Linked DNA regions of Homo sapiens: region 2 is linked to region 1. Evidence: chromatin loops called from intact Hi-C (ENCODE). Cell type or tissue: dorsolateral prefrontal cortex. All regions are shown on one strand. Each heading gives the region's core, and the rest is flanking DNA. Links, peaks and the distances in the headings are about the cores only.

Region 1 (15,999 bases), core at 8,214-10,713:
TAAGTAACCAAATGACACCAGCTCTCTGGAGCCCTGGAGAGCCCTATAGATGATTATGTGGCTCTTGGGAAACGGGAGGGGGTGTTTGTGGAGATTTGTGTGTATATTAGGTCACAATCAGCTTTCTAACCAAGAAGTATGCTTGATTGCATGGTTCAGGGTTTACAATATTCTTCAAGGGCTGGGAGAAGTATATTCTAAAAGGTAATTAGAATTGGTTGAAATACAGAGCTATAAATGGGTGACTGGCGAGATTTTACAAGAAACAGATCATAACTCAACATTCTAATGACTTTTTCTTTGGAGAAGGTCAGCAAAGCTATTAACAAGGGAAGTGGGCATGCAGAGTTCTCCATCCCAGACTGTGACTGAACTTTGAACAAATCCTTCATCAGAATTCTGACTCTAATTATCTGGACTGGCTGCCTTTCCTCAAAAGCAAACACGAAGAAGGACTAAATGGGCAGCTGGGCTTCCGATGGCCCTTCTGCACTTTTCTAGTTCTCTTTCCCCAAAGGAACAAGAATAAAGATGTGGATGAGTTCATTTTTTCAGGTACTATGGCCAAAAATCAGTGCCATGATGTAAAGCTTTGGGAAACCTAATGACTAGGAGTACGTAGGGATAGCCTCTCTGAAGTGAAAGACAAGTTTTGCAAAACAGTAAGTTGTTATAAACATTAAAGTCCCCCAGACCTGGGTAGAATTTCCCACACTAAGCAGGGAAGATAAGGCTTCATAACAGTTTCTCTATCAACCTGTCCCCAGCCTGAGACATGGGTGAACACACCAACATGGACCATAGGCCACAATGGAATTTAGAAGGAGGACTCAACCCCAGTGCTCCAAGTTGAGAACATGAGGCTGGATAACTTCCAAATAAGCCAGACTTCCCCGTTACCACCTTGTGTTCTTTGTGTTTACGTCAACTATACTGGTCATTAAGTTTAAACTATGGTCAGAGAATATGTTGATTTATTTCCCTACTCCTCATCCTTCAAACTCAAAATAGTGCCTGCAACCTCAACAAATATTTGTTAAATTTAAAAAATTGCAAACTAGGTGATTTCAGAGGAGCCTCAGAGCAGCTTTGAGCTCCTTTCAAATTATCCTGCTCTCCCCCCGAAACTTTGGGGGTTGGAGACAGAAGTCCTTTTGGACTTCTTTCTGCTTTTTCTAGGCAGCCAGCATCTCTCTATCCTTTTGTTCCTCTGGAATCTACTACTGACTCATGTGATTGATTTAGTTTGGATGTATGTCCTTGCCCAAATCTCATGTTGAAATGTAATCTCCAATGTTACAGGTAGGGCCTGGTGGCAGGTAAGTGGATTTCTCATAAATGGTTAAGCACCATCCTCTTGGTGCTGTCTTTGCAATAGTGAGTTCTCCTGAGATCTGACCATTTAAAAGTGTGTGGCACCTCCCCCTCTCTTGCTCCCACTTTTACCATATGAGTGCCGTAGCCACTCCCCCTTTGCCTTCCACCATGATTGTAAGCTTCCTGAGGCCGTTCCAGAAGCTGAGCAGATGCCAGCATCACGCTTCCTGTACAGCCTGCAGAACCGTGAGCCAATTAAATCTCTTTTCTTATAAATTACCCAGTCTCAGGTATTTCTTTCCAGCAATGCAAAAACGGACTAATATAGTGATCTTGACCCTAGGCTTCTCCCTCTGCAAACCAAAAGCCAAGATAACCACGAGAGTCAGTATCAACAAAATCATCCTTCCAGCTGCAGCACTTCTTCCCCATGCCACCAGGCACCCTCATCAAACTAAACGATTTGGACCCAGACTCTAGAATCAAAGTGTTGTCAAAAGTCAAAATTCCGAGGGACAAGAGAGAAATATGTCTCGGACCATCATATCTTCCTTACAGTATTATCACTCCCTTAATAATGCTTATTTCTATGATGTCCTGTCCTATATATGTCTTATAACTGCCCTATGTGTGATTTCTTATATCCTATGATTATATAAGTTCATCATTTCCTTTGTTTCCAACACTAGATCCTGTTAACATTCATGTTGGACTTAGCTTTTGTTGCTCTCAGCTTCCAAAGAAACTGGAGAATTAATAGGGGCCCCTAACTATGCTCCCTTATATCAGTAGTAGGCCCAGCCTTAGCCTTCAGATTCCCGGGCCCACTCATGTCCTGCCTCAGCTCGCCTGAGGTCGGGTTAGTTCCTGACACCCCTGGCTCTGGACATCATGCAGTCACGCTCTGGGGATGGTTCTGTGTAACCAAGGTAACAATACGTTGCCTTAATTACTATTCGAAGATGTTTGTTGTGACAGGACACCAGGACAGCTTTTCCAGCCCCCCGCTGTTAAGAATTCTAAAGGTTAAGGCCTCCAGTAAACTGTGATTAGGAAAAAATCAATGGAATAACTGCATAATCATCCACTATATTTAGTAGGCAAGTGATTTCCAGAGTAACCTGGCATCTCTGCCCCGCAGCCTTCTTCAACCCCTCAGGAAGTCTTCTGGCCAGAACACATGATGCGTTTCCAGCCTAGCACCTGGAGCAGGGCCACAGGCCCCGAACATCTCAGCATCTCACCTAATAAAAAGGAGTCCAACTCCAAAAGAAAAAGAAAGAAAACAACTTACAGTAAAATGGTTGGGTAAGGTAGTGCTGGTTCATAAAACAAAACTGTTATACAAAATTCCAGCCAGTTTTTCTTCCCTTAGGTTCATGCAAGATACAGCCCCATTTCTTAGATTGCTGAAGATCTGGTGGTGAGTGGTCAGTCATGTCTTCCACATACTATGGGCTCTTTTTTCTGTGGCTTTTCTGCCTTTCAAGAAATTCCTTTCTCTTCCTTCCAATGCTGGTTTGCTCTTCTTCCTCTCAAAAAAAAAAAAAAAATAGCTGCTTTTCAGAAAGTCTGTCATGTACACCTCAGTGTGTCATGAAATTCACTTATGGGAGGAGAGAAAAGATGATTTATTGAGTACTTACCATGTGCCAGGAACTGTTCTAGGTGTGCCACATAGATTAATCGATTGAAGTCTCACAACCACCGAATGAGATACTTTGCTATTATCTAATTTCCATTTTACAGATGAGAAACTGAGGCACAGAAAAACTAAAAATCTTGCCCAGAGTCACACAACTAATAAGTGGCTGAGCTGACTGCAAAATTCATACTCTCAACCTCTAAACTATTCTACCTTTCAAACACTTTTCACCACCAGCAGCCCTCATTTATTAGGAAAGATTGGAGTAGAATGTTAAATCTGGCCCCTTAGAAGCACCTTTCAATCCTGCCTGTGCTCTAGCTATGCCTGTTTGTAACCAGTGGATTACAGGCACCCAGAAGAGAAGAATGGAGGTAGAATAGGACCAAGCTCGTTTTCTGAATTATAAAGGGAAACTGTGACAGCTGCCTACTGGGACTTTCAACCCACTTTTCTCTGCCCCCAGGATTTCATCACCATAGAGGGGGCAGGGCTCCAAGACTCCCTGTTTTCCACCAGACCCTCACACACTGGGTGTCTGGGTGAGATTTTGATTTAACATAGAGATTCCAGCTCAAAAAGGTCTGGAAACCACTGGGGATGGAGCAATCACCCAGGTGTCAGCTTCCTTAATCGCTAAGCCCTTCTCATTGCTGATTTACACAGTTCTGTACTCCCTAGAGAGGCAAGGCAGGCGGGTGTGGACCCAGGGCACATTCTGGAGTCTGTCTACCCATTATCACCTCTGCGACTGTCAGCTGCCCTCGCCAGAAGCAGAGAGAGAGCTCCTAAGTGAAGGGGACACAGTAGGGAGGACCGTGACTTTAACTTCAGCCCAGATAGGCAAGCCTAAAAAATGTCTAAGGGTAAATGAAAATCAGATGACTTTGTGTGATCCCTTCCAGCAAGTGCAACGCATTTGGATATTCATTTCTTCACCTGTCTTCAAAATTCCTTAATTTAGTTACACAGTTTTCCCCTATGGTCTTCCTGCTATTTCTCACCTGCCTGTCTAAGCCCCGTGAAATGTTTAAGACTACCCATAAACAGGTGTGTGTGCATGCAGGAGAGATTTCACCCAGGCTAGTTGGCTTGTCTTCCCTGAGTACCTCTCTCAGCAGGGCTTCTGTGGATCAGAGAACCGATGCCCTGTTCCCAACATGCATCCGAACTTACAAATCGTATTCAGGGCACTCTCAGCTTTACGGGCTCTGGGGAGGCAACAGGGCAGAGGCCCAGGGGGAATCCTGGAGCCAGAATGAGGGGCTGAGTTCACGTCCCAGTTTTGTCACTTACAAAGCTGTGGGACTTCGGGAGACTTCCTAATGGAAACTCTTTGTCCCAGATTAATCATCTGTAAAATGGGGATAATAATCGTGCCTAGTGGTGGGGTTGTTGTTCCATGCATTAAATGCTGGCACGTGGCAAGAGTTCCATAAGCATCAGCTATATATAGCTGCGGCAGCACTTCCCAGCCCCATTGGGCCCTACCATGTTGGCCCTTCCCGCTCCAGTTAAGAGCGTCCTGGCTGCTGTCGCTGCAGAGTACAGATGCCCACAGCTAAACAGGAAGATTAGCGCCATCCTTGTTGGAGACAATCAGAAGTTACAAGGTTCCTGGGGGAGGCTGGCACTTGATTAGGCTTTCTTCCTGGTGTAACTTAAAATTGAAAAGGCTGCCTGAAGCATCTTGTGATTGGAACAAATATTCTTCATTCATTCACCCCGTATTTATTGAGCACATCTTAAAAATAATAGCCAACACTGCATAAACACTCCTGTGTAAACGCTGTGCTAAGTGATTTCCATCTACTCACAACAGCTAATGTTCTTTTCATTTTGCATTTGAGGCTCAGAGAGATAAGGGAACATGCCTCAGGCCACACAGTACATGGCAGAGCTAACATTCCACAGGGTGGTCTGTGCTTTCTCTCTCCTCTTCCCTGTCCCCTCTCTATCTGCGAAATGGGAGGCTGCAAATCCTACCTCCTTTCTTGCTAGCTCATGGAAAAGTCCTCAGGCGTCTGTCTACACACTAATACCAGACGGGAACAATGCTGGAGTAAGCATTGCTATTTAGCCACACAAAATCCAGGCTTCAGTTTAAACTTTACACACAAAACACCTCTAATATCTCTGCCACCACACTCAGACAGAAGGTGTAAAGACAGGCTTCCTTGTTTTCAAGCTATACAGATGTAATTGTGATAAAAAATTGTCTTGGGTGTGCCTGTCATAGGCATTTTTTTTGTTTAATTCCAAGTAGGTAATTTGGTCTGCTTCAAACAGAGATCTTTTTTTCTCTCCCAGAGAAACAAAATCCTTTGTTTATTGTAATTAGCAGTGAGTATTTTGTCAACTGAACAGTAACACTAGGCCCAAAGTATAGATAGTACAATTACAGAGTATTCAAAAAGTCTCTAAAAATATTCACAATGACATTAAGTTAAATCTGTACCCCGTCAGTACCCCCAACCAGCACCACTACACACACATACACAGAAAGAATGCAAGGATGCCTTGCTTGGTGATTGAGCTACATAATTCCCACACAAACTCAGTGAAAGTTACATAGCTAACACCCATGCAGTGCTCTGAAAGTTTTATTAATAAAAATCGATAGAGTGAATCCTGTGGTTGAAAGCACTTTTAGCACAGAGGACCAGACTGGAGGCCCGGGGGGTCTCTTGAACACAATGTCAGTCAGATTTTTAGTCTCCAGCATGCTCCGCAGTCTGGCAGGTGCTGTGGGCACCTCGATTCACAGCTATCCCACTCAGCAGGGAAGCTGTTCACTTCCCTGGCTCAAAAAACACAAGGGCTTCCCAGCCCTCTTCTGTTTCCCCAGTGGCCCAGTGAAGCTCTCTGGCCCTGAACTAAGCTGCAATCCCGGCCTGGGTTCAACCGTCTCAGAACCCACCCCAAACTGGAGGCTCCATCAGGACCACAAACCCCACCTACTCTAGGGGCAGCGTGGCAGGACCAAGAAGCATGCACACTAGGGGCTGGCACACTTGAGTAGGGGATGTGACTCTGTCTTTTGCTAGATTTGAGACCTCAGGCCTGTTTCTGGTCCTCTCCAAACATATTTCACCAAATACTAGATGGTGACAGTAGTAATTACCCCATAGAGCAGCTGTGAGGTAAAATACACAAAATTACTTGGTAAATATTCAATTTAATTATTCTTGGTATACATCCCCTTTGATATGTTTTCCCTTCTTTTCCTAATAAAATTAAGAATTAAAATAGGGCCAGGTGCAGTGGCTCACGCCTGTAATCCTAGCACTTTGAGAGTCCAAGGCAGGAGGATCACTTGGGCCCAGGAATTCGAGGTTGCAGGTGAGCTATAATTGCCACTGCACTCCAGCCTGGGTGACAGATTCTCAAAAAGGTAAAGCTAAGAAAATAATGAAATGCTACCTACACATTAGAATTAAAATTCAGCTTGCCTACAGCTAGCAACGGATGTGGGAAGGGGACAGGTGGACTCCAAGGTTCACCTTCTTGGAGTCTTAGGGCGATGTCCACCACCAGCACCACTCTTCTCAGGGACTTGTACTTCCCCTTTATACTCTCGCCCAGATATGTTCTCTCTGCCAGTTCCATGTGACAAAGCAGAGACCCAGCCATAAAATTTTTAGAAAGTTAAACTAATGGCTAAGGGATCAAAAAAGATAAATAAACAGAAAATAACAAGGAACGAGATCATCTGGTTTACACAATGTAGTTTATTCATTTTTATTTAGTAAGGGGCTAAATGTGCATGGAGATACAAGGGCACATTTAGTCCAGCCATCCTGGAGGGCCTTCCTCAATCTCCACACCAGGGATAACAAATCCATAGCCTACATGCTGTAGTCTTCCCTAGGCTGCTCATGGCAGACATCATTAATCAACCACACCACTCTTCGTCATTGAATGAAGACTTAGCCTTAGTACTCCAGCATCAACTACCAATCAATCAAAGGTAAATCAGTTTTATGATCCCTGCTTCAGACTCCTCAAAGTTATTTTCAAAAAGGCCAAAGCTCAGAGAAGGCCAGGGAATGCTTTTGCATCCCTGCCTAAGGCCCACAAGTCTTGGTTTCCTGTCTAAAGAACCCCTAGCCTCCAAGGGAATGACCCGCCAGGAACAACTTATGCCACGGCAGCCAATATCTGCCCACAGAGATATCCTTCTCTATTCACCACTCAAAACCACACATTTATGGGAAAGTCAATAAGAGAAGGATCCTTTCAGGTGTCTCCTCTTGTAGCTTCCACCTTACCCCCAAGTCCAGAATCAACACCAGAGGCTGCTGTAGTACTGGCTGGAGATGGATATCTTCATCATGTTGCCATAAATCTACCCTGCTGTTATCATCGTCACTGGGACAAAGAAAAGGGCATGACACTAACTGGTTATGAGATTTCCTTTGTGCTCCATACCATACCTCCTTAAACTGCCACCACCAAGGAAGGAAAAATTTTTTTCCCTAAAACTGTGTGAGCACCCATCTGGGAATGTGAAAATTCTGATTCTTGGGGCACAGTTATGTCAAGACCAAGCTGGTACCAGGGAATGCAAGGACTGCTCCTGCCTTTCCTTGAGTTTTCTTCTTGACCCCTTACCCCTCCTTGGGCTTTACTTATGTCATTCATTTTCACACCAATTCTGTGAGGTATGTATTCATGATGCCCATTTTACAAATAAGATAACTAAGGTTCAGAGAGGTTAAAAATGTCTTCCCAAAATGACATTGCTAGTAAATAGTTGAGCAAGGACCTGAAAATGAGACTATACAGCTTCAAGTCCCAGGCTCTATTACCATACTGGCCCTAGTGTCAGATCCTTCAAGGCCATACTCAGATCCAGACTGGCCCAGGACCAGGGCCCTATTGCCAGCATCCTTGGTCTTTGGGAGTACAAGAAAAAGTCTGAATCCCAAAGAAGGGCTTCAATAATATTGTTCACATAATAAAGTGTTGTGGGGTTGTTCGTGGAAATAGCTGGTGATGACCGAATGCTGGACTTCCTCAATGACTCAAGAGTTCCAACTCAAAGCCTCTGCAGCCATCAGCATGATGCTGAGAGGCAGGCAGATGACAGCCATGGCTTAAGACTATTCCAGACCAAGGATGCTAACCACAACCAGTCCATCAACAAACACTGGCAGGTTACCCGTAAAACAAATCAGTTCACCTTCCTTCACTTCCACTGCCACCATCATCGTATCTCTCCAGAAACTACAGTAACTCTTAAACTCATGTCCCCCTCATCTACTGTATGCCAAACTCATGTCCACACAGCCATCAAATTCCCTCCTTTAAAGCCACCAATGACTTCTGGTTATTCTTTAGAATAAAATCCAGGAAACTTATGATGGCTTTCAAGTTTCTACCTGATCTGGCCCCTGCCTGCTCTCCTCATATTTATTTACTTCTTTATCGGTTTTGTGTCTGTTTGTCCAAGTAGAAAATTTACTGTAGGAAAGGATATTTTTTGGTTTGTATACTTCTATAATTGCAATGTCTAGCACAGTGCCTGGTTTATACTAAACCCACAAAAATATTGGTTGGGTATATAAATTACTGTTATCTGTGACATGTAGAAGAATATAAACTCCTCCCTAAAGCAGCTTCCTAGAGTTGTTGGTTTGAGGATCTAAAGAAGTATAATGGCCTATAAAGCAGACTTGGGTTTCAGGCATTGCATCAGTACTTTAATTGACAGCATGAGTCTAGGAAAATCCTCAGCCTCAATTTCTCTATTTGTTAATGTTCTTTCCCACGATGGATGTGATAATTCTACTCATTTAGCAAACTTTATTGAATGACTACCATCTTCATGGCACTACACTGGGTGCCAACAAGGCCAAGATGAATAAGACACAGCACTTGTCTAGGAGAAATGCACAGGCTATTTAGGGGTGAGGTGAGAATAGGTAAACAACGAGTAAGTATAATAATCTTATTGTGTGCTCCAACAGAAAACCAGTGAAAATACAATGCACCACAAAGAAGCAAGTACTCATTACCATCTGATGTTCAGAGTGGAGACCACCCTTGAGCTGGATTTCAATGACAGGTAGGATTTCCCCTGACAGGAGGGTCAGATTACTGCATGGACTACATGCAAAAGGAGGCGGCATTACATCCAGGAAACAGGAAGTAGTTCCAAAACGCTGGTTATAGAGAGTATACAGAGGTATAGGTGACAGGTGAGATTGCACAGGTAGAGCCTGGAGCTTTTATGTCAGGCTAAGGAGTTTCCATCTTATCCTATAGGAGAAGGATTTTAAGCAGAGGCATAACTTAACTAAGTTTGTCTTTTAGAGAGATTAGTCTGATAGCAGCACGGAGGGTAGATTAGGAGGAACATACAATAAAAACAGAGACTAAAGAGGGCAAGCCGTGGTAGTAATCCAGGATAGCAGGGTACCCCAGAGTATCAGAGAGACAGAAAAGGCAGAAGAGGCATGATCATTGAAACATCAATTAAGTCTCCACCGCTAAAGAGAGTGGAAATATCCAAGCTTGGGTGATTGGTTGATATCATTTTTCTAAACACAGGGTACAGGAGGAGGAGCCCATTTAGGAAGAAATATACAAAGTTCCTTCTTGAACCTGAGTCCACTTCTAGGAAAATACACAAGGGCAGGATATAGCTAGTGCTCTTGTTGTTTTAAGAGGGCCATAGTAGCTGGGACTCCTTAACCAAGTGGCGGCCCATTCCTTCATCTTCTCTCAGCCAGGGTGAAAGCAAGTTATGATTGCTTCTTTCCTCATGGGGGTGTAGTGAGGCTTTGTTTCTTTGTTTAAAGAGCTGTACCACATTCAGATGAAAGGAGCTCTGTTAGGAGCATAAGGAGACCATGCACAAAGGAACGTTTAAAGGCCGCCTGAAGGGTAAGAGACAGGCTTGTAGGGGGCTCGTTCTGGCTTCATAATTAGATTTAAAGATCCAGAGATGAAAAACAAAAGATACAGACATCAGAAGATATGGATTAGTTCTCTCTCCAGATGGATTAACATTTGGGTTGTTTTTCCCAGATGTGACTGGCCAGGATTAAAAACATTCCATGGTTCCCGCAAGAGGACATGCTCACGGAGGCAGTGAAGACCCGGGGGGCCTCTAAAGAGACAGCTGTCAGCTCATCAGCTCACCATGGGGACCACACTCTGCAGAAGTGCAGAGGCTGGGACCTCAGGCATGAGATGCAGCCTTTTACAGCCCAGGAAGCCAGCACCAGTCCCTCCACCCTCACAAAGCCCAGGGGGACTGTGCATCAGCCACCAGTGCCCAGAAGCCTGGGAAAACAGAAAGAAGCTTGCTTGGTACTAAGCACCAGATGGCTCCCTTTCAGAAAAGACTTTCTAAGTGTCCACAACAGCCTTTCTTCTCAGCTAACCTTTGAGGCAGCTTCTCCGACTGCACCTGGCTTGCACTAGTTGCTCCTCCCCAGGGGCTCTGTGAAAATGGGTCAGACTTTGTGAGCTCTGGAAAAACAACTCTTCTTCCAGGTTACAAATCTCTGAAAGAAACAGCCCCTTCTGCTTACATGATGTGGCTTCTTAATACTCACTCTTTCCCTCCACTCCCCTCTCCCATTTCTAGCACTTGAGCACTTGAGTCTTATCTATCTTTAAATCCCTGACAAATCACACACTTCCCCCCAAAGCCTTCCCAGATTTCCCAGTAGGGTTTTCTCTCGTGCACACTCTTTCTCCTGTTGCATTTTGTTTGTTATAACCCTGAGTTTTCTACCTGCATTATAGTTTCAGTGGTTCTAAGTTTCTCTCCCACTGTTGATTTTCAACCCTTTGAGAGCAGAGCTACGTTGAACTCACCCTGGTAGCCTCCAGGGCATGCTACATTGAAGCTGTTCAGTCAATGTTTGTTGAATTCATTAGAATAAGTGAGTAAAAGCAGCAAGTTGTGCTGCTGCAGTGAGAAGAGGCAGTTATCCTCAAAGCGATCTGTTTCTACTAGCTGCCTAGATTTCATAACCCAATGTTATTGCAGGGGGACTTAGGGATGTCTGGCAGGAGCCATGGTTATGGGTCTGAGAGCATCCACTGGCCAGACCTGCCAGCAGTTCACAGGGGCAGAGTTGTGCCCCTAGAAAGAGTTCTGGCTCAGACATGGCTTGGTTGAATCCTGGCTCCCTCCACCAATTTTGAACTCTGGAAATAATAGGCAAATCTCTCACTCTATGATTCTTCATTTCTTCATTTGTCAAATCATGATTCCTACCCTTGCAGATAATTGTAGGAGTAGTGTGAAATCTGTAGTGAGTAGGCACTTTGCACAGTGCCTGACACCAAATAGGTGTGCAACCAATTCTTTGAATAATTCATTCACTGATGGGAAATATTAACTAAGAGAAGGCACTGCCTGGAGGTGGGGATGTCCGACCTATAAACAAGGCTGGTTTTTGTGGTGCAGGTTAGTGAAAATGGTTAGGTGTCAATGCATCTGTAATCTGAGACATGAGACCTGAATTCTGACCTAGCTCTCCTGGCACCCCAAGAATATACTGAATAACATTTCTGAGTCTTGATTATACCAAGTCAAAGCCATGGTTCTCACCACCTCCACAGGGTTCTTGTGAGTAATAAACCAACACAAGGCTGTTGACTCTCTTATGAAATGCAGACGTATTGCACAGCCCCATGCTCAGCCTCTAGTAAGCAAGCCATGAATAAGAGTTAGTTTTGACTGTTGTCTTTTTTTCCCTCTAGACTCTAAACTCCTTGGAGCCAAGAACCATTTCAGTTTTGCTTCTAATTCTGTCCCCACATCCTTAACTCAATACCTGAGAGATAGGGCCTCTCAATGAATGAAAAAAGAAATTAATGACCTGTCTGGTGTCTTTAAACTCTGAAGCATGGAGACTGTGGTAATTAGTAATGTTTATTTCATTCTACTGGCATTCAATGATTGCTAGTCAGACGCAGTGACCAGTTCAAGTCAGAAAGTATTTCAGCTATTGAGTCTGTGATTGCATTGTAGCATGAATGAAAATAAATCAACATTTTTCTTTTTCTTTCTCAATCTGGTTATTATCTCTGTGCAATAATTGGGGATTAGAAGAAATTCTATGTTTCTTCTTTTTTAATGTTGACCAACAAACTTGTGATCTTGAATGCATATTAATAATTAGTATTTATTAACTTTATTTATAAGCTTGGGCACATAGCTTTATACTGGAAATTCTGCAAATTTTCTTGACCACGGGTGCCAATAGACAGAGGACAACCTGAATCCATGACCACCATGAGTTTTTTCTTAACCAAAGAACCACACTTCTGACCTTTTCCAAATTCATGACTCCAGAAGTAAAAAAGAAGAGGGAAGTGACCATTTTTAATGTGTCCAGCCTTGTGCAAGGACTTTGCATTTGGCTAGCAGTAATTTGTGCCACCTACCAAATAAATATTCTGGCTCTTCTGGGCACACTTCACCTCCCTCTTGAGGTTAGGTTTGGCTACATAACTTGCTTTGGACAATGAAATGTGAGCAGAAGTGATGCATGTCACTTCTGGGATGAAGTTGGGGTGAAGTTTGTAGAGTCAGCATGCAATTCTGCCACTCACTTTCCCTCTGCCGTGGCAATGTGCCACATCACGGCACCTCCTTCAGCTTGGGACCTGGAGTGAGGCTGATCTGAAACAGAGTCCCCAGCCAATTCCCCATGAATATGTGGCATTAGCAAGAAATCTTTCATGGTTTAAGGCACTGTGACAGTCATGTGTTGCTGCACAATTGCCCAGCCTATTCTAACTGATAAAATAAGTTAGTTCTTTAATTCTCATAAAACAAAATCCATGAGGTAGATTTTGGGAGATAATCCTTCACTGGTCTCATGCATTCTGTATGTCTTGCAAGCATGGCAGTATCAGCCTTTGTTCCAATATATCTTCTCAAGGACTAGTGGGGAGCCAACAGCCTGAAAAAGAGAAGATAGCATCTTCTGCCAGAGAAAAGGGCAAGCATGCTTACTGCCCATTTTAAATTGAGGACACCTAAGCTTGGGGTCCCTCTTCTTTAACACAGCTCACTCTGTGTACAAGCATACATCAGAGCCATTTGCAAAGAAAATAGATACAAATATGGTGATGTCCATGTTTTGCTATGCCATGAGTAATAAAGTCCATGTATCTGACCCAAAATACCCACGTCTTCTGCCAGCATCTTTGCAAATGTGTCAGGCCACGTTAGCTTGAAAGAAGGTAAAATCTCAGATTTCTCATAGTTCTTGACAGTGGGTATTAACATTACCATTTTACACGTGACAAATTGAACCTCAGGGAGAATAAGTTACCCAAGGTCAGCACACTAATGTTTGGCAGATCCCATTTTTCCCATTATTCCACATCGCTTGCCATTAAAAAAAAACCCATAAAATACCACTAATTCATTCCTATATTCATTAATTCATTCATTTATTTTATTAATGCCTATTAAATAACTACTTTACATCAATCACCAACTAAAGGTACTGTTTTTTAGAGTTCCTTAAAAAGCAGCATTGAATTATCCCACCATAACTAGTTTCGAGAGTGTCTTAATCTTGGCATATACTGTACCCATTTTCAACTGCCTTTGCCCAGCAAGTAGATGACCTGGATAGTATAGCAATGAGTCAAGTTTCCCACAATTTAACATCAAGGGTACATTTTGCCTATTGGTGCAGTGATATGTCTGGGATCAGAGGCTTAACTCAATCTCCTTGGCCTTTCCTAAGGCCTGCAACAGATGAAGAGGAGCCAGTGCTCAGCAAAACCAAGCTGCCATAGAGGTTTACATGTCCCTCTACTGCAAAAGCCTCATGGTCGTAGGTCCCAGGAAAAGTCAGCCAAGTCCGATATCCACCCCACCCTTAAGTCATCCTTTTCTAGCAGGACATAGTAAGAAGACTTGGGCTGACAGCCCTGGGTTCAGTTCTTGACTCCAACTCTAACCTACTACTTCAATGATTTGGGTGCATGTTTTTTTAATCTCTCCAGGCTTCCCTTTTCTCATCCATAAAATAGGGAAATAGTACCTAATTTATAAAATGTTGGTGAAGATTAATAAATGAGATCTCATATGTAAAGCACAGTGTCTAGCACACAGTAGGTTTTCAAGAAATAACAACCACGTTATTACCATCATCATTTTGCTTTGGCTGGGAAGACAGAACAACCCTTTAAACAAAAAGAAAATTAGAGACTAGATGCAGAGCCACTGGCTGAAAGCCAAAAGGGGAAGATAAAGTGTTATAATCACCTCTCTTGGGAAAAACAATAAATCCAGGCAGCTGTGCTGCTCCCGCTCTTAGGCAACACAAGAGGAGGGCTGCGTCTGAGGACTTCTGTCTCAGAACATGTGAGTATCCACATACAAAGCACTTCTCAGGTGATGCGGGGGCTACAGAGAGGAAGCAGACACAGTCCTGCCCTCCAGGAGTTTATTATCTGCCAAGATTGGGACAAAGGGAGAATTCTCCAGCCAAAGAAATCATTCTAACACAGAGCAAACTGAGAAGAGGGAGGAATATGCAATAGGTATTCATGAAGAGCAAGCTTTCATTCTAGTGAAGAGGGTTAAGACAGGCTTCACATAGAAGCGTTTGGGATAGCCACTGATCATTGATGAAATTTCAACACAGAGACATGGGTAAAGGGATGGCAATTAAGCAAGGGGAAAGTAAGAAGTCTGAAAAGGATTGGGTCCACTGTAGAACAGCAAGTAATGCCTTTTGGGTGGAAAATGCAATGGGGTAACCAGGAAACAGGGTCTACACAATGGATATCCTTGACAGTATGCTTAGTCTGGTCATCAGTGAAGAGTGACGCCTCAGGACCATGTTTAAAGAAGATTAATTTGCCAGCTATGTTCAGTACAGGTTAGAGGAAGCAGAGGTTGGCAGCAGAGAAACCAATTAGTTAAGTATGCAACATTTGGCTGGGCATGGTGGCTCACGCCTGTCATCCCACCACTTTGGGAGGCTGAGGCAGGTGGATCATTTGAGGTCAAGAGTTCAAGACCAACCTGGCCAACATGGTGAAACCTTACCTATACTGTAAATACAAAAATTAGCTGGGTGTGGTGATGCATGCCTGCAATCCCAGCTACTTAGGAGGCTGAGGCAGGAGAATCACTTGAGCCCGAGAAGTGGAAGTTGCAGTGAGCCAAGTTCACGCCATTGCACTCCAGCCTGGGGGATACAGTGAGACTCCATCTCAAAAAAAAAAAAAAAAAAAGATGCAACATTTGAGGCATAAATTAATGCAGAGGATCAGCCATGAGAATAGAAAGGATTCCAGGAAAGGTAAATTCTAGATCCAAGAAAGAGAAGATGGAGAAGAAGCTTAACAATACCCAAGCCAGGTAACAAACATTCCCTGTACCGGACACAGAGAGGGCATCAGCAAAGCTTCCCTGTGATGGGGTTGTTGCCCACACACTGAGAAGGGAAGCCAAGTGCCTGGAGAGTACCCTCGCCAGGACCAAATTCATTAAGGATTTGAGGGTAAACTTCAGCAGTAACTTTCTAGCAAAGAAGTGATATTATCCATCCAACAGCAGACCGAGCAAAGAACCCACGGGCTTGACTGTTTTGAAAGTTTTTAAATACAAGCATGATGGAGGATGCCATCCCACTGATCAGAAGACTTAGGATTAGATTAGCTGAGCTTTAGAGGTCAAGTTCAGGTTTAGGTAGCCTCCAAATCAGTATACACAGGATTTTCTTAGGAGGAGGTCCCAAAGGATCCCCAAACCAGAGACATTTCCAACTGTCCTAGACGCAGCCCAGGAGAGGAAGGAAGAGGAAACTGACTCCTGATTGACCAAGGATATTAGTTAGGAATTTGACTACCCCTTTCACAAAAACAGCCCAGTAGGAAACCTTGGCCTGTGCAGCTTTGGGGAATGAGCTTTACAAAGCGAAGCGCTGCTCCTTTTTGCAAAGCAACTTGGCAGTATGGATTAAGATTCTGACAAGTGTTTGTATTTTGACCCAATAATGTACTTAATCTATCCTAAGAACATGATGAAAAGTGCA
Region 2 (15,999 bases), core at 6,468-8,967, 78 kb before region 1:
ATGTGACCTTATTTAGAGAAAGAGTCTTACAAAGGTAATTAAGTTGAAATGAGATTATTAGAGTTTGCCTTAATCTGACATGACTGGTGTCCTGATAAAAGGGGAAATCCAGAGGCAGACATACACACAGAAAAAACAGCAAGTGAACATCAACGCAGAGATCAAGGTGATGTGTCTACAAGCCAAGAAACAGCAAAGATTACCAGCAAACCACCAGAAGTTAGGGGAGAGTCATGGAACAGATTCTTCCTCACGTCTTAAGAAAAAAACAACCCTGCCAACACCTTGATCTTGGACTGCTGGCCTCCAGAACTGTGAGACAATAAATTTCTGTTGTTGAAGCCACCTCGTTTGTGGTACTTTGTTACAGAAACATTAGCAAACCAATACAAGCCTTAAAAAGATGTATAAGACAGGGAAAGGAATAAGAGCCTGTGACTAGCCAGCTCTATCTTCCAGCTGCCCATTATCTAGTTCTCTTTCCTCTTCCAGACAACAAACAGGTTCATTAGAAAATGGTGGAAAGTAACCAAAAATTTCTGACTATTGTCACCTGAGGTGGAAGAAAGAAAGAAAGAAACAACCTGGGAGAGGGGGTGGTCATTAGTTGGTTTTTCAGAACATTTGATTAGACTCCTGGAAAGAGGGCAGAGAGGAATTGTGTGTGTGTGTTGGGGGCGGGGGGTCGTGGAGGTTATTCTCCCTGTTTGCCTTCTTTCCTTCTTTGGTGAATGTCTTTTAAACATGATTTTGATTTTTTTTTCCCACGAGATCCAGTATAACCGAAATTTGAAATTTTAAAATGCTTTAAAAACTTTCAATGTTTGTGTTTGAAATTTTCTTGAGTTTATGTGGGTGTGTATAGAATGATTTGCTTCATATTAGTGCAATGAGTTTCTAACTCATTGACTTTCTGAGCCTTGCACACACCAACACAGAGCATTCCCTTTGGATATATTTTTCACTTTTGGTCTCTCATGTTCTTTTCTGTGTATCAGATGTGAAATGAAGTAATGGCACTAGCTTTTAATATGGTTTTCACAAGTGGTTTTGAAAGCAATTCCAGATGACAAGAACCAAAATATTTGGAGTGATGACAGATCTCTGATAATGTAGACTCTATAGTCTCCCCGGTAACCACTTTAAAATGCAAATATTTTTAGTTTATCTAAGTTCTGTTATTTTTAAATCTCACTAGTTTGTAGTCCTAGCTAAGATTCTTTGGGGTTTTTTCTGTTGTTGTTGGATTTTTTTTGTTTGTTTTGAGACAGGGTCTCGCTTCATCACCAAGGTTGGAGTGCAGTGATGAGATCACAGCTCACCGCAGCCTCGATTTCCCAGGGGCTCAGGTGATCCTCCCACCACAGCCTCCCCAGTACCTGGGACTACAGATGCATGCCACCATGCCTGGCCCCAGATAAGATTCTAAATATACATTTTGCTTCTTCTTAAGGCAAGCCAGCCATTGCCAACATAGAGCAACAAAATGCACATTGCTTTGCTAGGGACCTTACAGAGTAGATAAATGACACAATGTCTTCCCTCTAGGGAGGATAAAAAGAATAATGAAAGATGTGTTTTTTCCATAAATGCATATATTAACATTTGACTTCACAAAAAGTGCTCATGTAAAGAACAATACTTTCCCTTGAAGTTAAGCAATTTTATGATGGATCTAACAGTACAGGGAAAAAGGTCTTGGGGCTAATAATAATAATTAGCACTTATGTTGGTACTTTCTGTGTTCAAAGCATTTTGTGGAAGATTAACTCGTTATTCTTCCCAGCGTTCTTGTCAAGTTTATAAAGCTTTAGACTGTTCTGATGTCCTCTCCAGTACAATTCCATATAATATGGGAACATTCATTTGATTTTTACATATAAATACTACTGGAGTTCTGATTATCCCACACTGTGTCTGATACCCAGTAAACTCACAAACTTTGGTGGAAAGAATGGATGGTACTTCCTGGATCCTTATTTCAAAGATCCATTCAAAATTCAAGAGTCTGACCAAAGAATGGATTATCACTTTAAGCATCCAACTATATTTTATCAAAATGGTCTCATTTACATTTTTCTTCATTTAAATCATGAGTTCCTCAAGGACAGGAACTGTGTGTTTTTCATGCTTGTTCCAAGGATCACCTAGGCATGTGTTGGCTCAGAATGATGCTTAGTAAGCCTGTGTTGAACAATAAAAATGAATTCTTTATTGATAAGTTCTTATTAAATTGTGAAGAATAAATAGCATGTGGTATCTGTCCTGCCCTCTAGGAATAAGTATGAAAGAGGAAGCAGGACTTATATACAGAAAGCAACTGGACACAAAATAGAAAAATACAAAATACAACCAAGTGCTACAATGTGTGGTTCGAGAAATGAGCGCTAAGGAAAAATTACACTTGTTTTGTTTTGTTTTTTGACTTCTCAGCCCATTAGCTCCACCTCCTTCCTTTGGGTATATGTGTATATATACAGAAAGAGTGAGACAGCTTTTGGCCTGCAATAAAATGTAACAGCCTGTAAAAATATTATATTTTCTACTCTGTTTAATATAGAAAGTTCATTCAGTTGGAAATTATATACAGATTTTTAAGTTTCTTTCTGTACAAAACAACAACAAAACTCCAAACACAGAAACACACGCACAAATACACTGAACTTTAATGGTGATCTTTATTCAAATTACAGTTTCTGTGCACACCTGTAATCCCAGCTACTCCAGAAGTTGATGGGAGCATCCCTTGAGCCCAGGAGTTCAAGTCCAGCCTGGGCAACATAGTGAAATCCCACCTCTCAATCTTTTAAAAAATTAAATTACAACTTCCCATATTATAAAAAAGTACTGCAGCTCCAAGCTTGAATGGAAATTCATTAGATTTTTATAAATTTGAAGGAAGTTTATTTCTGAAAATAAATTTTGTTGAATTTCTTCTTAAGGTGGAAATTTGTTTTTCATTCCTTTTCTTTGCATGTGAGTTTTGTATCAGTTGTGGAACTCTATAGCTCCACTACATATTTGGGTATTTGAATATTTGAATCTGTTGTGCTTTTTCCAGGAAATTCTGAATTTTAGGATAGTCTACAGGTACCATAAATTGAGAAGTCCAAACAATTCATTATCTTCCTTGAAGCCCAAACCTGCCATTTTTCTCAGATAGGAAAGCCACCAAACATAGGGAGCATGCCTGCCACTTCCCTCTGGCCCGTCTCTGGCTCATCCGCCACAGAGACCTATTTATTACATCCCCTGAGTATTCTTCTAATTCCCCCTCCTTTCCATCCCCACTCTTTCAGCCACACTTCAGGACCATGGTCTGTGCATCGCTTAGTCTCATCCTAATTTATCCGCAGCTCCACCCACTCCAACCTCCTCTCCCCTCTCTAAGACAACCTTTACTTCCCCACCTATGCCTGTTCCAATTTACTGTCTCTGAACCCCACATATGCCCTTTTCTGCCCTACATTATGATAACTGGAGCTGGACCTAATTTCTTTCGTTAGCGGGCACAATGTTAGACCTTGTCAGTAGAGGGCGCTAGAGGGACACTGCACAAGGAAGGGGCTTCTCTTCTGGTTCCAGCTCTGTTCTTAGAAAACAATGAGCTGTCTCCTTGCCAACCAGCAGCTCCCTTGGTAGGGGCATGCAGAAGACCTGATGACACAAACCCTCCAAAGAGTTTCACCCTCACCACAACAGGTGGCTTCCTGCTCGGCAGCCCATCCTGCATCACTTCAGTGGACTTCTCTGACATCTACTAGACCACATTAAATGAATCACAGCCTTGAAACTGAACTGGAAGGACTTCCTTCAAGGTTATACTTTCTTTGAATACTGTCTTTCAGCCCTATGCCTAGTGACTGCTCCCTGCGTCTTACCCCAGTTTTCTTGAGAATTCCCTTTATACTTCTTAGTAGATAATACCCTTTAATTAGTTCCTTATTTTTATGTGGTATTAAGTTTTCCCTGTCCAAACTATTAGTCATGTCTCACTTAATGATGGGGATATGTTCTGAGAAATGTGTTGTTAGGCAATTTCATCATTGTGTGAACATCATGGCATGTACTTACACAAACCTAGATGATAGTATAGCCTATTACAACCCTAGGCCATATGGCATAGTCTATTGCTTCTAGGCTACAAACCTGTACAGAATGTTACTGTACTGAATGTGGTAGGTAATTGTAACACAATGGTATTTGTATATACAAACATACCTAAACATAGAAAAGGTACAGTAAAAACAGTGTTGTAATCTATGGGACCACCATCATATAGGCAGTCTGTGTTGGACAGAAATGTCATTATGCGGCTCATGACTATACTATTGTGATTTCTGTCTCCTGACCAAACCCTGACTGCTTTACCACTTTTGTTCTTTCTTTATTTTCTTTCTTTTTTTTTCTTTTTTACAAGGTCTCACTCTGTTGCCCAGGCTGGAGTGCAATGGTGTGATCTCGGCTCACTGCAACCTCCGCCTCCTGGGTTCAAGCGATTCTCCTGCCTCAGCCTCCTAAGTAACTGGGATTACAGGAGCCCACCACCATGCCCAGCTAATTTTCGTATTTTTAGTAGAGACGGGGTTTCACCATGTTAGGCAGGCTGGCCTCGAACTCGTGACCTCAGGTGATCTGCCCATCTCAAAAGTCTAGTTGGGAATGGTAATCACACAGTTTGGCTATCTCCTCAGGTCAGATTACTCAAATAAGGATTAAACTGCTGCTTATCTTTATGCTTGGCAGCATGGTACCTAGCCACGTGGTACCAAGAGTGACTCAGACATGCCTTACCCTCTCTGTGTTACACAGCTCACCTCCAGCTAGAGCTGTTGAACTGTAACACAGAAGCACCCATTTCTCTGCTCACAAAGTGTCATGGTACCCAGGGGCAAAACTAACTCAGACACAATAGTACTCAAGTGTTCTCCATCATTCCAGCTCAATCCAAAGACCCTCAACACATTCCCTGAAATGAGAGATGAAGTGCACTGACAGAATTCAAGGCATGTTTGAGACAAACTTTTCTCCTTGCTTAAGTCTTCTCGGCAATGGTTGGCTCTACCATTTTAAAAGACCTGCAATTGTGTGCAATGAAAGTAGTTCCAGGCTGCTGTATCTTGCTCCCTTTCCCACAGACATCACCAGAAGCCCAATTCATCACATTCTTAACAGCACTCTTCAGATTTATCTGTCAGGGCAAAGGATCCAGATTAAAAATGAAACAACCATTTCACTTGCTTGACAAGGGGAGACCCAGTCTGCCAAATTTCCGTCCCTATCACTGGAGAACAGGACTTTAGGAAATAAATAATAAATGCTTTCTGACCTAGGGCCACCTAGCCTGGAATACTTAGGGGCGTCTTATCTTAGTGCAACAATTATTCCAGTTAATAGGTTAAGGGATATATATAAGATTACCCGTAATCCTTTCACACTGTTGTTCAGGGCTTATTTGAGATGCAGGGCACACATATTTAAGGATTAGCTCCTTCTCTCCGTACTCATACCCTTAGAGTGATATTACTTCCTGCTATCTTCTCTTGTGGAATAGAAATGAAGAATAGTTACACTAGGGGAGTTATTACAATCAGGCTCTTTTATATCTTTAAGGCAATTACAGGCAAAGACAAGAGTGCCTAATGCACAGCATTTCCAGAATTTGTAATTTTGGCATCTCATCTTGCCAAGCCTTGATAACATCCAGATGTTGCCCTATTGAAAGGTGTTAAATAGAATAAACCTCAAGCCAAGAGTACTTCCATGTTATATTTTGGAGACTTCCAAAATGTAAAACATTTTCTCTTTGAAATATCAGAACTTCGGTAGTTTAAGCAATAATGTTCTAGTCTGCATAATGTTTTAATGTCTAATAATAACAATAACAGCAGTAACACTTTGTTTCTCCATTTAAAAAGACTTATATAGTGTTGACTATGTGCTTTTCAAATATTAACTTATTTAATTTTCTATGTGCTCTCTCCTGGTACAACAATCTGCTCCACAAATTTCTCCAGATTTTTATCTAATTCCTGTTGGACAGTGTAAAATGCCACTTCTTCCAGGGTTGCCTGCATATCATCAAAAGGGAAATAGTACTCATCGAAGATGTGCCTTTGCTAGGAACTAGGACAAGGGTGGCCTTTATAAATTCATGAAGAGAAGGTATTGTGTTCATTCACAGACTTTGTGTAGGAATTAGGGAGAAAAATGTAAACCCTAAAGTTAATACTCCATGGGCACATTCTGGGCACAAGTTACCTTGGAGACATTTTGAGGTGGCAGGGCTTTTCCTAGAGTGGACCACCTGTGCTATAAAGGATCTGCCTAATATACTCATTCAGCAAGTCCCCAGTGAATGCCCGTAATGTCTGTGTGACATTACATATCTGCAGGCACATGCAGGAAAAGCAGCAGCCCCTGCATTCAGTACTGTTACGGTCTCACAAACATGGGCCTTGGATGGGCTGGGGGCTGGCAGAATTGTAGGCACAGTGTGTTAAGGGGGCACACAGAACCCAGCATTTGGGCATCTAGAAGCCTTCCCAAGGGCTAAGGAGACACCTGAAAAATGAGAAAGAGTTACAGAGCCAGGCCCTTAAGTTGGCCCTGCCAACCACTCTCCAAAACCCTTAGATTTTTGCTGCCTTTGCCCTTGACACTGTCCTTTCCCTGGAGCTGAATGTCTGGGGGTAGAGGAATGACTTTAAAAGTCGAGGATCAGGCCTGGCATGGTGGCTCATGCCTGTAATCCCAGCACTTTGGGAGGTCAAGGCGGGTGGATCACCTGAGGTCAGGAGTTCGAGACCAGGCTGACCAACATGGTGAGACCCCGTCTCTACTGAAAATACAAAAATTAGCTGGGCGTGGTGGAAGCCACCTGTAATCCAAGCTACTCTGGAGGCTGAGGCAGGAGAATCGCTTGAACCCGGGAAGCAGGGGTTGTAGTGAGCCAAGATCACGCCACCACACTCCAGCCTGGGTGACAGGGCCAGACTCCGAGTGTTCCAAAACAAGAAAAAAAAAAAGTCTAGGATCAGATGTATCTCCTTAGATCTGTCCTGTTCTAGAATCTTTTTAATAATGAGGCAAGCATTCTCAATAGTTTCTAATCCCAAAAAAGTTCTTTATGGCATTTCCCAACTTTTCCCTTCTAGGAGCCAGCATATGAACTTGCTGCCTATCTTTAGCAAGGAGATGCAAATGACATCCACAAACCTCTTCTGCTGTATACCTGGATGAAAGCAAGGCTAGCTGTGTGTCCTGTGAGTAAGAAGGAAAGATGCTTACCTTAGATCCACCCATAATCTTCCCCTACTCCTACACCTCCAGTTGAGAAAGCTGTACTCATTCTGAACATCAGCTCATCCTAGGGGAATCACAGCTTTCTCCACAGATACAGAACAAGGTGAAGAGCCCTAGGCTGTTCTATTCCCTGGACCAAAGATGAAACTGGGGTGAGGTACCTCTGGGTCACTGTTAAGAAGTAAAATGTAGAGGCTCTTCATTGCAGTAGTATCTTAAGAATTCCAAAATCAGGCTACCACCTCTAAACCAGGCAAGAGGACAATGAGACAAAGTGATAAGCCTGAAGGGTTAGGAACCATGAGGAGCTTATGTCAGGGAGATTCTGAGAGAAGGAAGGGAGGAGAGACCCAAAGAAACTTCATGGAGCTAATGAACAAGCACCCACAGAGGATTTATATACAATATCTGCAACCAAGAGAGGGGTATGCTAATTTAGAGGAAACCAGAAGGTAGCCAACACCTTCATTTCACAGCTGGCAGAAGGAAGAAAAAAATGCTTACTTAATTGTTGCTAAGAATTGGTCTCTGCAGAAACGCTTCAGAGCAGAACACCCAGAAACACACTGCCATGCTTGTTCATAATGTATGATAGCTGCCACCACTCACCCCCAAAACCACGCTTTCCAAGCTACGCAGATCCACTGAGATCCACACTTTATATGTCCTCACAACAATCCCACACCCAGTGTGTTCGGGATGAGGGCCAGGAGAAAAGCATCCCATTTTTCACCCAAAAAGGAGGCATGAAATTAAATGTAACTCCAAGAGATTTTGTGAGCACATATTATTTGGGGACACAAACATGAGAAAGACATGGCCTTCTCTTCCTGAAAGAGTTCATAGAGTCCAAAGTAAAAGACAAATTGATTTTAAAAAGTAATTGCAAAACAATTCAGGCCCTCATGCATGCATGCATTTAACAAACATGCCCTGGTCACAGTTTGGAAGTAAAAGTATATGCAAAGTGGTATATGAGTACAGAGATGCTACCACTTTACCAAGAACACAAAACAAATAGGAAGAAACCTGACCATTTAAGATAAGAAAGGATTCTAATGAGTGTTTGCCCACTGTCCTTAGAAAGTCCTTATATCAAGGTAAAAAGAAGAGAAGTGACATTTACTCAGCACTTTCCTCATACAATCTCTGGAAGGTCCATGAAGACTGTGAGCTCTTTGAGGGCAAGAACCATGTCCTACTTACCCCAGGATCCCTGCCCTTCATCAGTACCTGGTACATAATAGTTAATAAATATGTTTTAGACTGAACTGACCTGAGGATTTTCTAAGTCTTGTTTTTCTAACTTTATAGATGGCACCAAGGACTGAAAGATTGTAAGAAGTAAGAGTAAGTAAATTTTTAGCTGCTATATTCCCTAATAGCTAGACTTTAAAAGTATTTTTAACTCTTTTCCTCTATTCTTGCTAGGTGAACAAGGCTAAAACCTGGGTTTAGTTTTCATTTTATAAATTATTCTTTAAAAATAAATTATTTCAACTGTCTTGAAGAGTCTGTAAAACAAGGTCTGTGAAGTCACAGAGGGAAAAAGAATCAGAAATCAGTAGACAGCAGTTAGACCACGGGTGTTTGTTATACATTCGTTCTAGACATTCATCAAAAGCTCAGAAAGGGAAAGTCAAGCGTGCCAAATCAATAAAGTTTCTATCGTATTTCATCTCTTTGGATTTGCAGAATGCTTTGGTAATTCTGTTTCTCAAGCCTGCACATCACGAGCAAACAAGTATGCTTATGGGTGTCTTAGCCCAGTAGGCTGTTTATCAGAAAGCTACCAGTCCCCTGTGAGAAGCTGGCTTTCCTCCAAAATGTAGAAGGTGTTTAAGGGGACATATTTCTTTGGTACACCCTAAAGCAAGCTTGTCCAATGTGCAGCCTGCAGGCCGCATGTGGCTCAGGACAGCTTTGAATGTAGCCCAACATAAATTCATAAACTTTCTTAAAACATTGTGATTTTTTTGTGTGTTTTTCTTTGTTTGTTGCTAATCATCTATTGTTAGTGTTAGTGTATTTTATGTGTGGCCCAAGACAATTCTTCTTCTTCCAGTGTGGCCCAGGGAAGCCAAAAGATTGGACACCCCTACCCTAATGGCTAAGGAAAGTTTAAATCCTGTCCCCACCTACCTCAGGTCCATGTTGCTCTCTAGCTGAGTCAGCTCATAGAGCTCACTGTGGGCTATGCCTTGGTGGTGACAGTGTCAACAATGGACAACACCAAGAGAGGTAACTTTAAGTATCACACAGATCCTGCTGTAGCCTTGGGAGCAACACTCCATCAGAAGAGAAATCAGCACTTAAGGCCCAAACTGAGCTTCTCAATGACGACCAAAAGTATTTGAATGTGCTGCCCCAGTAACACTGGCTGACCCTGGGGAGCTAGCTGCCTTGATTCATTAATAGCTGTTCCTGAGTCTTGCCAGTTAATTCAAGACACTCTCCAGAGACATGCTCCATCACTCTTTATTTGGCTTCAAGGATTTTTTTTCTTTTTTTTTTTTTTTTTGAGATGGGAGTTTCACTTTGTTGCCCTGGCTGGAGTGCAATGGCGCGATCTCGGCTCACTGCAACCTCCGCCTTCTGAGTTCAATTGATTCTTCTGCCTCAGCCTCCCAAGTAGCTGGGACTACAGGCACATGTCACCATGCCTGGCTAATTTTTGTATTTTTAGTAGGGATGGGGTTTCATCATGTTGGCCAGGGTGGTCTTGAACTCCTGACCTCAGCTGATCCACCTGCCTGGGCCTCCCAAAGTGCTGGGATTACAGGCGTGAGATACCACGCCTGGTTGGCTTCAAGGATCTTGATTGCAACCCAGAGACTTAGAATTTAAGAGGAGAGGAGAAGGGAGGAGGGAGAGAGAGAAAGCAAAGAAGGATGCCGGGATGAGGTGGTGCTCAGGGAGAGGAAACGGATGGACCTACTAAGGAGGATGGACAGACACAGAAAAACACAGGCACAAAGAAAGGCATAAGGAGAGAGGAAAACAAGGCAAAGACAAAATAGAGAGACGGAGAGAAGGAGAGGCTGAGTGAAAATGACATTTTTCAAAGCAGGGCTCATTATTCTCCTTTCAGACACGTTAGTTACAGTTCTCTAATATCACTGACGTAGCTTGCCTCATATTCTAAGGGCTGACAATGGTTATTTCCTGAAGGCCCTGCTGAGTGGAGTGGAGGCGTGGGTTAGGTCAGGAGAGGAACTGAAAGGGGAGAGGAGCTGCTTTTCAGTTTGGTGACTGATTTCCAGGAAGGGAGGCTGTTATGCAGGGAGAAAGATGGACGGCCCCTCCTCATGGAGGCAGCACACATTTAGAGCTGACTGTGAAGAAGAATTGTCTGATAAAATGTTTGAGAGAAATAATTTGAGGGTAATGGAGAGAAAATAAAGGCTTATATCCATATTATCATGCCGGCGCTCACTAATTAAGTCCTTTTTTTCAATTTCCCTCATTCTTGTTTGTGCCTCTATTTTTGGCATAGGAAAAAAAATAAAGGCTCACCATGTTTTCAGCAAAAAGAGAAAAATAAAGATGAGTGATTTCCATACTATATTATTACATCACAAAAATTTAAATTTGGTGTTATAAATTTTTTTATTTACTGAATACACTGTCAATTTGAAGAACAACTGTTTGGTTCTCTCTACTTTATCAAGTGTGAGTTTAATTAATCACAATGGAATCCTATTCAAACTATTTTCCAACCCAAGAGGCAATTGTTTCCTAGAGCAGGCTGTTTCCTTCTAACTAAGGACAGCACTAAACCGGAGAAAACATTAAAACCCTGATGCGCATCATAATGAACTCCACGCAAAGTAGTTATATTAATGTAATGGAGTCGAGATCTTAATTGCACTGGTGTTTATATTTGCAACCTCCTTTTTTAAAGCCTTTTTATTTTACTAAATGATTTGAACAACGAGGTAGGAGAGGTTACATGGCCTGCTAAATAGAGATGGGTTTCATCGCACTAAAGGAGGAAAAATGAATCTGGGAGGGAAGACTAGCTAATTTAATTTTGTAAAGTAGGTTTTATTCTCAGTTGATAATGGCTAAAATTGCTCTGTGAAAGCAATCTTTCCAGAGCCAGAAAATGTTCCCTGGACGCTTAAAACAAAGCATGTCCAAGAGCCATTTTTGTTCCTCCCTATGACAACCATTAGCTGCCACTGAAAAACCTCCAGCCTGAGTGCTGAATCCTTAAAAAGCAATTTAGGCGATGCATCCTCTGGCCTCTGATTTGAAAGAGCTGATATGTGGTAAGATAATTTCCAGCCGAATTTTAAGATAGGAGAGATTGCGCAATAGGGGTATAAGGGAAATTTCCTATAAAGTGGTCATTTAATTAAGAGTTATTGTTTGATGAATGAATGAGTGAATGAATGAATCTGTCAGGGCTTTTAGTCCAAAAATGGTGACTCTCTCCTCTCTACTCTTTTTTTCTGTCCCTGCCTATCAGACACAGACTAGAACAAAATATATTTGTTTCCTCATTAAAACTCATTAATGTAGAGACTGGACAAATATTATACGATTTTTCCATAGCTCAGCCAGGAAATCAGAGGGAGAAGATGGCAGTGTTCACTAAATCACATATGCCCTCATGAGAAACTTCTCTCAGGTCTCAGGATTTAGAGTGGTTGCTGTTTCCCAGAGAAATGAGTTATTTTGTTACATAGATACTAATAATTATATAAACTGATCTTGTACCCTCTGTTTGTGCTGCTGGGAAGCTCAAAAAAAGTTCTGCAGCCATCTCTAGTGCTGGGCTACTCAAGACAGGCAGGAGATACACTAACCCCATCCCTCACTTGATCCCACTACCTTTTTTTTTTTAATTTGATTTTCAAATCTTATTTTTTATGTGATTGTATTTGTGGGGTAAAAGTGCAATTTTGCTACATTGATACATTGAATTATGATGAAGTCAGAGCCTTCAGTGTCTGCAACACTACAGCAATGCACACTGTACCCACCAAACAACTTCCCATCATCCAGCCCCTTCCCACCTCACCCCCACTCCTCCAAGCCTCCACTGTCCATCATTCCACACTCCACGTCCATAGGTACACATTATTTAGTTCCCACAGGTAAGTGAGAACACATGGTATTTGTTTTTCTGTGTCTGACTGGTTTCACTTAAGATAATGGCCTCCAATTCTGTCCATGTTGCTGCAAAAGACAGGATTTCATTCTTTTTTATGGCTGAGCAGTATCCACTGCCACCACCTTTTTTAAAACCTCAGCTAGTTTGTTTTTTGATAGTTTGTACAATGTAGATTTTGAAACACTATCTCAGATTTTTCTCTAAGGGGAGAAAAAAAGAAGGGAAGGAAGGTAAAGAGATAAAAAGACATAGAGTTGAGTTACATTCATGGCTTTCCTGTTGAACACCAGGCACTGTGTACTAGCTGTTGGTGAGTGAATAGTCTAATGAAGGAGGCAAAGGAAATTATAAAGTACAGAGTAGTACCATGCAACTGTGAATAAAGTACCATGGGATGCCGTACAGAGGAACATCAACTCTAGCAAGGGGGATTCTATTACTACTATTACCAAGAATTTAACATTGCACTAGGTCTCAAAGGCGAGAAGGAATTTGTCTGGTAATGAAGGGAGGAAAGGGCATCTCAAGCAAAGGAAACAGTATATGCAAAAGTGCAAAGGCATGAACGGTATGTTGTTTCCAAGACACAATGAGAGGCTTGGTTTGGCAAAGTTTCGTACGCTTGGGGGTGGAGAGAGAGAGTAGAGGGCCAGAGCTTGAAGAATGAGAAGGTCAGAGTCAGATTTGAGAAGCCCAGAATGACAACATATGGAGTTCAGAGATTGATCCCAGGCAATGGGAAACCAACAGAGTTTCAAAGAAAAAACAGTTACATGGTCAACTTTACTTTTTCAAAAGAAGTATACTTGAATTGGGATGAAGAGGGACTGGAGAGGAAGACTGGTAGAGATGCTGGAGTTCAGTGAGAAATGTTGAGGAAGAGGATGAGAATAAAACAGAAATACAATAGAAATAGTCCTCCTCTGCTGGAATGGTAGGGTTCACTAACTGATTAGAGACACGACCAGGGATAATGCTGTATAACTTGGGAGATGGGGGATGTGACTGAGGCTGGTAACCAAAATCTAGACTACAAGAGGAAGAAGGCAGCAGGGACGGAGGAATGCTAAGTGTAAAGTGCCTTCAGGACACCCAGGGAGATGACAGAGAACTAAAAATATCGATCTGGAGCTTGGGCAAGGTATTAAGCCAAGGGAATTAGATTTGACATTTTCCAGCACACATATAGTACCTAAAAAGTGATAAAGAAGATCAGATCAATCAGAACATAAGTATGTACAATACAGCAGAAGAAAATATGGGGCCCTGAAATTGGGGATTATTTTTAATCAAGGGAGTTAAACTGATTCTCCTTTTCTGGAGGTTTTAAATATAAGCTAGGTTTTCACCTACCTCGGGTACTTTAGGATAGTTATTCTTTCAGGCAGAAGTATCAGCCAGGTAATCTTTCAAATGAGTTCAAGTAACTCTCCCAGGAAGGGCACTAAGCTTGTTAAAAGAGCAGCCAACTAGACTCCTTAAGTTTTGTTGAAAAAGCACCATGCCATAACATTAGCAAGAGGGCACCTCTCAGCGCTTGGGAAAGAACAGGCAATATCCCCCAGGGGACCCACGTCGTGTTTGGAAGAGGCAGCAGAGGTAGGAAACTGGGCTGTGTTCCAGTATAAAGTGGTGTCTTAAGGCTATTTAAAATACACTGGAAGCTATGTGTGTTGCTTTGAAAAAAACAGAGGAGTGTCAAGAAAAAGTGGTAAAGAATTGTGCTGATGTATAAACAAAGAAGATGGAAATTACCAGCCAGTTTTCAATATAGGTAAATGATATCAGGGACCAGGATGCTGCAGTGTTGAAAGAATTAATAACAAAGAGAGTGAGATGGAAGGGAGAAGGGCAAGGAAAAGAAATGTCCTTGCAAGGAAACAAAAGAGAAGAGCAGAGGAGAAAGCACCCAGCAGGAGCCAAAACTGCTGGTCAGAGAGTGGGGGCAGAGGCCAGAGTCACAGAAATCCCAAAGATAAAGACAGAGGGACCAGAGAATGTTGATGGAGGGGATAGCAAGGACACACAGGATTTCTTAGGGTTAAGGTAGAGAGGTTAACAGTTGAAGAGAAAATGAAGGTCGTTGCTGAATCAATACAAGTTTGCCCTGATGAACAGACTTGAAGTAAGAAGTCCTGAGCTCATATATAACCAATATCTCACAATATGACCTTATTTGGAAATAAGGGCCCTGTAGGTGTAACCAATTTAACTCTAGGATGAAACCAAATCCAACATAACTACTATCCTCATAAAAAGGAGAAATTTGGACACAAATACACACAGACATAACATAATGTGAAAACACAAGAATAACACCATGGAAAGACAGAGACACAAGGAACACTAAAGATCGAAGGTCACCACTAGAAGCTGGAAGAGGCAAGAAGTTATTCTCCTTTAAAGACTTCAGAAGGAGCATAGCCCAGTCTACACTGTGATTTTGGACTTCGTCTCCACAACCATGAAATAATAAATTTCTGTTATTTTCAGCCACCCAGGTTTTGGTACTTTGTGATCACAGCCCTGGGAAACAAACATAACAGGAAGAGAACTAGAGGGAGGTGGGAATCCACAGAGCATGCTGAAACCTGCCATCAACAGTTTCCACCACAGCAACTCTAGATCTTAAAATCCTACACACTGGCATTACTCAGGATTCTTTTGATTGCAGTTAGTAATCTGCTGACAATCTGGGGTCTGCAGGATGAGAGTGTGCGAGGTGGAAAGAACAAGAAGGCAAAATGACAAGGCAAGTCCACGGTAGGACAGAGGTTAGGTCTGCAAAGGGCAATTCTCTTTTTATTGAGATGGAGTCTCACTCTGTCCCCCAGGCTGGAGTGCAATGGCACCATCTCGGCTCACTGCAACATCCGCCTCCTGGGTTCAAGTGATTCTCCTGCCTCGGCCTCCAGAGTAGCTGGGATTACAGGCGCCTGCCACCACACCCAGCTAATTTTTGTATTTTTAGTAGAGATGAGGTTTCACCAGGTTGGCCAGGCTGGTCTTGAACTCCTGACCTCAGGTGATCCACCCACCTAGACCTCCCAAAGTGCTGGGATTACAGGCATGAGCCACCGCGCACAGCCGAGCCACTTCACCCAGACTTCAAAGGGCAATTCTCAATGAAACAGAAATTCATTCTCTTTGTCCAGCTGACAGAGAAGCAGCAACATAGGTCAAGGACGAACAAGACAAATATGGAATATGGTGCCATAAGCATTCTTTAAAAAACAAACAAACAAAACCATGGCATTCACATTATTCTGGCAGAAAAACTCAAAATAGAAACATTTATGTCATGTGTACTTACCGAGTTGCTAATAAGTCAGAGAATCAGGAAACTGAGCAACGTAAAGAAATAAACATACACAACAGAGAGATATTTGAAAACTCAATAAGGAAAAGTTTAAATTTTTACATTCTTTGAGAATGAGTTTATCCATCAGAAGGGAAGGAGGATAGGGATCTAATTTACGGAGTGCCACTTGGTGCCAGGCCCTTCATAAGCATGGAACACAGGTACCACTTGGTCCCCTCACTAACTCTGTATTACGAGGGAGGAAACTGAG

What was found. A loop is a pair of places that touch in the nucleus more often than their neighbours do. Peaks named below come from ENCODE experiments on the same cell type or tissue, not always from the same donor. Only the 100,000 strongest peaks of a DNase experiment are listed, where the experiment ranks them.
Region 2: a loop joins it to region 1, with 2.5 times the contacts of the local background. A loop is called at or near these places in 1 of 110 quality-filtered maps.

What each region holds. Positions count from the first base shown.
Region 1 is chr13:53,063,174-53,079,172 of GRCh38, reverse strand. No RefSeq gene overlaps it. Among named protein-coding and RNA genes, the nearest start is that of OLFM4, 42 kb to the right of the region's middle. In dorsolateral prefrontal cortex, for the core only: a CTCF peak has its summit at 9,703; a DNase peak (open chromatin) is centred at 10,151; H3K4me3 peaks cover 600 bases; H3K27ac peaks cover 855 bases.
Region 2 is chr13:53,139,523-53,155,521 of GRCh38, reverse strand. LINC01065 (long intergenic non-protein coding RNA 1065) reads left to right here and starts at 3,622. Exons shown (of 5, transcript NR_125788.1): 1 at 3,622-3,818; 2 at 6,018-6,165; 3 at 7,158-7,265; 4 at 8,620-8,655. In dorsolateral prefrontal cortex, for the core only: no CTCF peak of the experiment used is centred there; no DNase peak of the experiment used is centred there.